Regions from separate parts of the Mus musculus genome. Here all the other regions are linked to region 1. A link is a loop called in an ENCODE intact Hi-C map of the cell type or tissue named here. Cell type or tissue: left cerebral cortex. All regions are shown on one strand. Region 1 holds the start of Eloc (elongin C). Region 2 holds the start of Terf1 (telomeric repeat binding factor 1). Region 3 holds the start of Gm31982 (a long non-coding RNA gene).

Region 1 (2,500 bases):
AACTACTTTGAATTATGGATACAACCAAAACACTTTCATTATTTCTCCAAAGCCTTTGAAAATTAATTCAAGGCCGCAGCTATATTTTTGCTTTCAATTCCATAAAAGCATACATAGCTGCCAAATCAAATAAAGCAAAAACACAAACACAAACAAACAGACAAACACTTTCAGAGCAACCCATGGTAGGCAACACCTGTCGTTTCAACACTTTGAGGCTGAAACAGAATTATAAATTGGAGTTGGAGGGCAGCCAAGGATTACATAGGGAAATTACTGTGCCTGATGGCTAAGGAAGGAGATAGAATTGTCCCCAAATACATAGCTAGTCTGGGACTCGTAGTTCCAGGGTAACACTGAAATACCCTGTCTCAAAAATTCAAAAACAAAACCCTTTGAGAAGTTTCAGAAATTCCAAATAGCACATACATACTATACTTCCTTTTGTGGGATACTATTACACAGCTGCGACTGATTAACTGAGTATCTTGAATCTAGGTTTTCAAGCCCACTCCATGAAAACAGCAGAGAGGAAACTTAACTGAGCTGCTTTTCAGCTTTCTAGGAAAGGTGCCTAGGTAACCACGGAAAAGCCAATGAAAAGGTTTGGTTGAGGGGGGCGTGGAACTGGGGAGGTGAGGAGCAGAAATAATGGGCCCTGATTTAAGTAATGGTGATAGGCAGCGAGAACTGGACGGGTGGGCGTGGCATATTTCAGTAAACACTGACCTATATCGGGAAGAGAGGAAATGAGGCAAACACATTGGGAGCTTGTTAAGATGCCCGTTGATGTGTATTACTTTAAACAAAGAGGTTGAGACAAGCTTTAAAGACATCAAAAATTTCAGCGCTACACAGAAAACCACAAGTCCCAAGATGCAGTGTCACTTCGGACCAAACACTAGCCGAAACCTTGTAAGAAACTACATATCCCAGAATGCACTGCTGCCTCGCCGGCTCAGCTTTTCTCGGCAGAAATTGGATCCGGATGGCGCTGCATTCTGGGAACCAAGAAGTCCTAGCATCTCATTGGTTGGGATTTGGTAGCGATGTCTCTTAAATGGGCCTGTTTTACTGCCCACAACGCACTTCCTCCAGACGCAAGTTACCGGCAGATCGCGTCTCGGCCTTGCCAGGTACCAGTCTCCCGCGCGTTACAGAAAGCGGCTGTGACGCGACGGAAGTAATTCCTTTCTGTGCCCCGGAACCCACAGGGGTAGGCCGCTGGGGGTGGGAGGGGGGCGGCCCTGAATAGGGGCTGTGGCGGTACGTGGGGTTACGGCTGCGGTAGCTGCGGGACTGGCTAGTGAGTGTCGGGCTATGGTGGGAATCGGGATCTGATTTCGCTAGGAGAGTTAGTGCGGCTGGGACTGGATGCTTTAGTTATCCCTCTGCTCACCCCTTCCCGTCTGGGCGGGGAAGGAACGGAAGCTCTGAGTCTCTCCGGCCTCCCCAGCTCCTGGCTTGGGGGAGGGGAGAGGAGTTTGGCGGGACCTTAACTAGCTCAGCTCGGTGGGTCTGGAAAGGGGAGAGGACAGGAGGTGCGGGCTGGCTGGGCCTCCTCCAGGCTGAGCGCGGGGAGGGTGGAGTTAAGAGCATGGCAGCCGGATCGCTTTTCCGTTTTGCCTACCTCATGTGCGCTTGTATTTGTTTTACTGTTAAAATCAGTCGCTAGACCCAGGAGAGAGCCCTCGCCGCTTTAAGCTATAGGACCCTGAAAGAAAGTTTACCTTCTGGACAACTTGGGTAATTTCTGCCTGGCTGGGTACATTGGCTCATTTGTGCATCTATCTACCTCTCATTTTTGCCTGAAAGGAGTTATCTAGTGCCAGGTACAGTGCCCATTTATTTAGTTTCCCTTAAGGAACTCTTCAGTTTTGTGAGCATGAAAGTTTTGTCATTTAGTGCAAGCATGCCTACTCTGCACTTTCTAGTGTAGAAAGCAATTGAAATAGTTTTACAACTTGGTCCATACTACCAGATCTGCTTCTTAGTCCCAAATTGAATTTTATTTTCTGTTAAGTGGTCTAAGATGGTAAATACTTGATCTCGTTTATATTATGTGTTATTAAGCCGTCGAAGTTCACAAGTGGATTTAATCTTCAGTGATGAGTAAACTGTTGTGGTTTTATATCATGGATGTTTGTTAATTTATAGTAATTTGGGGTTTCTATATTTCTATTTATCAATTTTTTGAGTACTCTTGGATGACATGGAAGTTGTACTCAGTAACTCGTCTGGTCTAAATGTGTGGCCCACCAGGCCTATCTCCCAGTTGTTAGTTTTAAAGGTGTAGCCGCCATGCTGGCTCTTATCTTTTCAACTTGCTTGGATTAACCTTGGACCTCAACTACACTGAGTCCGCACTCTTGTGTGCCACTACTCCATATCTTCATCCCCCTATTTAATTTATAAATGGCTTCTCATCCTTCATATGATATTTCTCTAATTACCAGACTGGGTCGGTAATTTGATGTAGCATGTTTGCCTAATGTCCAGA
Region 2 (2,500 bases), 850 kb after region 1:
AACAGATACTCAAAATTGTTTTTACCAAGATTCACATCTAAATTATAAAATGTATCAAATCACTACTTTGCAATTTATACCATGAAGTTCTTTGTATTTTAGGAAGTAGTATACATATGTAAAGGTTTCCATTGAACTTGTTCAATTCATAATCAACTTTATAACATTTATTTCTTTTTTGTTTGGTTGGTTGGCTTTTCGGGACAGGGTTTCTCTGTATAGACCTGGCTGTCCTGGAACTCACTTTGTAGACCAGGCTGGCCTGGAACTCAGAAATCCGCCTGCCTCTGCCTCCCAAGTGCTGGGATTAAAGGCGTGTTTGAACAAACACAAAGATACACTTGGCAGTGAATATGTACACTGGTAAGCCAACCATATTCCTGGATGTCTCTCACCAACACACAGGCCAGAAGACAAACTTGGGTCTGAGTTTTCAGGCACTGTCAAACTTTTTAAACATTTAAACAAAAGATTCATTTATTTTTATTTTATGAATATGGGTATTTTACCTGCACGTCTGTCTGTGTAACATGTGTATACAGTGCCCGTTGAGGCCAAAAGACGGAAATTTGATCCCCTGGAGTTTAAAAATCCTTCCTCCCCAGGCCTTTGTTTTTGGCCTTCCACTGGCCTAAAGCTTGCCAAATTGGGTTGGGCCAGGGGTCAGTGAGCCCTAGTCACCGGTCTTCCCAGCGCTGTAAGTATATGTGTATGGCATAGGCTCTGGGGATCAAACGCAGGTTCCCTGGCTTGCAAGATAAGCATTGACAAGCTGTACTACCTCCCTTGGCAGCCGCATCCCGGCCCTTCTTAAATGTTTCTATATTCATCTGTTAGAGTTTGGCTCCAGAAGCAGCGGTAGCAACTGGGCTGGCTCCCTTTAAAACAAACAAACAAACATTCTGTCCAGGGGACGCGGAAGGCGTGGGGGCGGGAGCCAGGACTTCCAGCAAACAGGAAGCGGCCGGTTTCGCGCCGTCTCCCGCCTGGGATCCCGCCCCGGTGTGTGCGGGGCAAGCAGGTCTCGGCCGCGACGCAGCCTCCGGCCCGGGAGCCCGCACTCACCCTCGGCGCTGTCACGAGTACGACGAAAGTCCTCGGAGCGGCCGTCACGGAAGGCTCGGCACAGAGACAGGCAGAGGAAGTCGAGCATCCAGCCCGCAGCCACGGCCTCCACCTCAGCCACAAGCTCCGCGTTCTCCATCTCTCTCGGGGTCCCCAGCTGAAGCTGGCACTGGAGCAGCTCCGCGTCGTCTCCCACCTCCTCCTGCTCTGGAGAATCCGAATCTGTCCAGCCCTCACGGCTCGGCGCGTCCCGGGCCGCTGAGGAGACCGTCTCCGCCATGTTAAACCGAAAGCGCTCGCCGTGCCTCAGCTGGCGCCGTGCGCTGATTTGCTCGCGGTGGGCGTGGAAGTCAGCCAATCGCATCGCTAGGGTGGGCTAGTGGCTGGAGCTTGGCTTCCGATTGGCTGAGAACTGCTAAATTCCTTGTCGATCCGAGCCCAGGCGTTTTGGATAGTGTAGCTTCTGGATGATAGGCTAAGATACATTTTAAAAAATGCAATCTGCGCTGGAAACAGGGTAGTTAAAACCGAGAGGTTTTTGACTGCAGATTTTGACTGCATGGCACTGCGCGTCTATAATCCCAGCAGCACTCAGGAGGTGGAGACAGGAAGATTAGGAATTAGGGCCATCTTCAACTACAAAGTCTAGGCCAGCCTGGAGCACTTGAGCGTTATGGCAGCAGCAGCACCAGAAATTTTAACTTGTCGCCATAAACATGAGCATTTAACCCTGTTACACTGTAATCACACTGTCTTTCTACCCTATGTGTTCATTTTATTGAAATCCGGGGTTATTAAAGCTGAAATTGCTGGGCTCTGATTTTTCACTAAAGTTCTGCCTGGGGTGAGCGGGTAGGATGGTGCTGACCCTGGAATTCGCAAGTCTAGTCAGTTCCCCATGAATGCTGAGACTGTTAGTCCCAGGACCACATTTTGATCACTATTACTGTACAATGTTTGCATTGAATGAAAGTATAACAACGTAAAAACAGAATTCTAGGCCTTTAGGCCCAGGCTTGGGAATGTGGCCTTTGTAAAGGTATGCTAATCATAAAAGAGATAGCGACATTCCTCTACCCACCCGCTTCCTGGGTTCAAAGAGTGCTCATTCAAAGAAAGTCACCCTGGCCATTACCAGAACCTGCAATGCAAATGTGCTATTGTTAGGGGCTCTTAGAAGCTGTCTTGAGAGTTAACAATTACCAGGTATTCCTTGTGACTCTATTAACTTTACACTTCCTTGTGACTCTTAACTGGTATCTTTGGTATCTTCCAACAACGCCCTCCCCACTTCCTTGAGTTTCGGTTTCTTCCTTTAAATACCCCCTTACCCAGCTACTGGGGCGCCACGGTCCTCTACCCCTGCGTGGTGTATGACCATGGGCCCGAGAGCGCTCTTGAATAAAAAATCCTCTTGCAATTTGCAGCAAGACCC
Region 3 (2,500 bases), 470 kb before region 1:
CTGTGGGGTATACGCTCTGGTTTCCATTATCATCTCTGTGGGGCCAGCGTGTCTGGAACTCTTACCCGCATCAGAAGCCCGGAGGCTGTCACTGGTAGTTGTTGCGTCCGCCTCGACCAGCAAGGAAAACGCAACCACCAGTTCTTAATGCAGTTTATTCAGACAGCTTCTCTCTTCAACTCCCCGGAGCCTCCAGCCTCAGGTACAAGCGTTTTTTATGCGCTCAAGCCACAACCACGCCTCAACCAATCACTGCAGGTCACATCACCTCACCAGGCAGGCTTGCTCAGCCAATCAGGGATTAAGGGCGAGTCATCCACCAAATATGGGCTTGTTTACTGCCTGGCACAGATTTCTGTCAGGTGCCATCTTAGGGTGCGGCCTGGGCTGGCCAGGGAGTTCGGAATGGCTTCCCACAGGTAGTGACACACTGGTCCTGACTCTAGGGCATTTTTGAAAGGGTTGGAGTCCGTCGTTTTGTGATATTCATGGTTAGCCTTTTGACCATAAGTCAAATCGACTTATCCAAATCGACTATAGTCTTCATGAGTATACTAGGTACTCCTTTTTGTGGTGCTCTATGATAAGTTCCACCTGCTGTACTGCTGTCGATGGGACATCAGTTTTAACTTCCTTGCACTTAGTCTTATTCTTAACTATGTGGTTAGTACCCTGCCAAGCTCTTTCCACCGAGTCAGAGGCTTCTACGTCCTCTAATTTTATCTTTTTCATACCCTTGATGAGCCTTTTTAGTCTGCTCGAGATGTTTATAGCTACGTGGTACAGTGCCTTTATTGTTTTCTTTTTAAAATACCAGGTGATATTACTTCTTAGTGGATTATTCAATAATTCATTAAATAATTTATCTGCCCATCTCACTAGTCTTTTTGCCAGCCACTCCCTCATTCGACTTAGAGGCTTCTACCCTCACCCTCAGCTCTTCCTCCAACCTGGATCCCTTGGGAGCATCAGAGTTGGCTTTGAGGTGATGGGCCCAGGCTCTCCTAGCTCCTTTGGTCTACTTGTCTGCACTATTTACCTGCTCTTCCTCACTTTTTGGATCAGAGTTGGCTTCAAGGCGTCATAAGACGGGCCAGTGTCTGCTGAGTACAGACTAGGCTCCCCACTGGCTATTTGGTCTACTTGTCTGTGCCTATTTACCCACTCTTCCTCATCACCTTTCGGATCAGAGTTGCCTTGGAGACATCATAGACGTTCGACTTCACGGCCAGAGGTTCTCTGCTTCAGACTAGGAGCATAACTAAATTCTACCGCCTGGTAAATGGCCCGCAATTTAAAGCGGAGACACTAGGTGGTGGTATGCAGCTGCTAAATGGCTGTTAGCATGTCCGAATTCTAGCATGTCCGCAAATTAAAGCATGACCTAAACGACTGCTTAAGCGGCTAAGTGAAGGCTGCTAAGCAGGGTCCCAGCTATTTCCCAGCTACCGATTTATGCCAACTGTTGTGAAACTGTCGTGAATCGGGATTAATGACAAGCAAAAAGGAAGTCCCAGACTCAGAGGTTTGGTTATAACAGCTTATTTATTTATAAGTAGCAATAATCAAGTGATGAAATGGGATCACACTCCTACACACACACACACACACACACACACACACACACACACACACACACACGCTTCACTAACCTCCTGTCTGGCTGATGTTGTAGCCTGGCCCAATGATGGAGCATCAGGTAAGGTCCGAGACTTCTCCTTCTTGGATCTTGCTGGAGCTGGGTCCGCATGGAGCGGGCTTGTTCTCATTTGGTGGCAAGCGTTCCAGTGGACTCAATTCTCAGCATCTCTGTTGGCCTCCAGGATTGAGTGAGTGTGTCACAGTGCCAGACCAGGGTTTTTAAGCTAATTTTAACCAATCATAACTAAGGCGTTCACACATTACTTCACAGGGCTTCTACCTTATCATACTCACTCACACACTCTTGGCTTGGTTTCCATGGTTACATGATCATACTCACGCTCACACCATGGTGTCGGCTCAACTCTATCGTGCACTTCAGCTAGACTTTGAAACTTTTTATTTATAAAGTCTAAACTGGGCATGGTGGCATACACTTGCAACCCCAGTACTCATAAAGCAGAGGCAAGAGAATCACTACAACTCCAAGGCCAAATACAAGACCCTATCTCAAAAAAACAAAACAAAACAACAGATGTTATTTCTAAATAAATTTCAGCTATTTATACTTTTCAAAAACACACTTAAAATAATGTGAATCACTATAAAGTATTACAGTTTCTAACAAAAATAGATAACAAGGCAACAAAGAATAAAAATCCCAGGATGCTACTTATAGCTCCTTGTGAGTTCCTTTCTTCATTTTGTGCTTGGTTTAGTAGATTATTATACAAACACCCATGGTGGTTGTATTAATATTCTATAATGTCACTTATGACATGAAGATAAGAGACATCAGGAACATGGAGAAAATCTCTTTCCAATGTGTTCTACTATTGTCATAAAACTAGTAAGATCA

The links. Peaks named below come from ENCODE experiments on the same cell type or tissue, not always from the same donor. Only the 100,000 strongest peaks of a DNase experiment are listed, where the experiment ranks them.
Region 2: it touches region 1 in a loop (3-fold over the local background); 4 of 42 quality-filtered maps call a loop at or near these places.
Region 3: a loop joins it to region 1, with 2.5 times the contacts of the local background. A loop is called at or near these places in 6 of 42 quality-filtered maps.

Annotation. Positions count from the first base shown.
Region 1 is chr1:16,655,628-16,658,127 of GRCm38, reverse strand. It overlaps Eloc (elongin C), which reads left to right and starts at 1,263. Exons shown (of 4, transcript NM_026456.4): 1 at 1,263-1,306. D030040B21Rik (RIKEN cDNA D030040B21 gene) reads right to left here and starts at 576. Exons shown (of 4, transcript NR_037998.1): 1 at 1-576. In left cerebral cortex, a CTCF peak has its summit at 1,261; a DNase peak (open chromatin) is centred at 1,031; H3K4me3 peaks cover 1,893 bases; H3K27ac peaks cover 1,568 bases.
Region 2 is chr1:15,804,523-15,807,022 of GRCm38, reverse strand. Terf1 (telomeric repeat binding factor 1) reads right to left here and starts at 1,377. Exons shown (of 10, transcript NM_009352.3): 1 at 1,066-1,377. The coding sequence starts at 1,345. In left cerebral cortex, no CTCF peak of the experiment used is centred here; DNase peaks (open chromatin) are centred at 789, 1,128 and 1,457; H3K4me3 peaks cover 1,879 bases; H3K27ac peaks cover 1,481 bases.
Region 3 is chr1:17,122,432-17,124,931 of GRCm38, reverse strand. Gm31982 (a long non-coding RNA gene) reads left to right here and starts at 364. Exons shown (of 4, transcript XR_865203.2): 1 at 364-419. Gm28783 (a long non-coding RNA gene) reads right to left here. Exons shown (of 2, transcript XR_373222.2): 1 at 1,653-2,500. In left cerebral cortex, a CTCF peak has its summit at 1,311 (motif pointing right); DNase peaks (open chromatin) are centred at 1,302 and 1,881.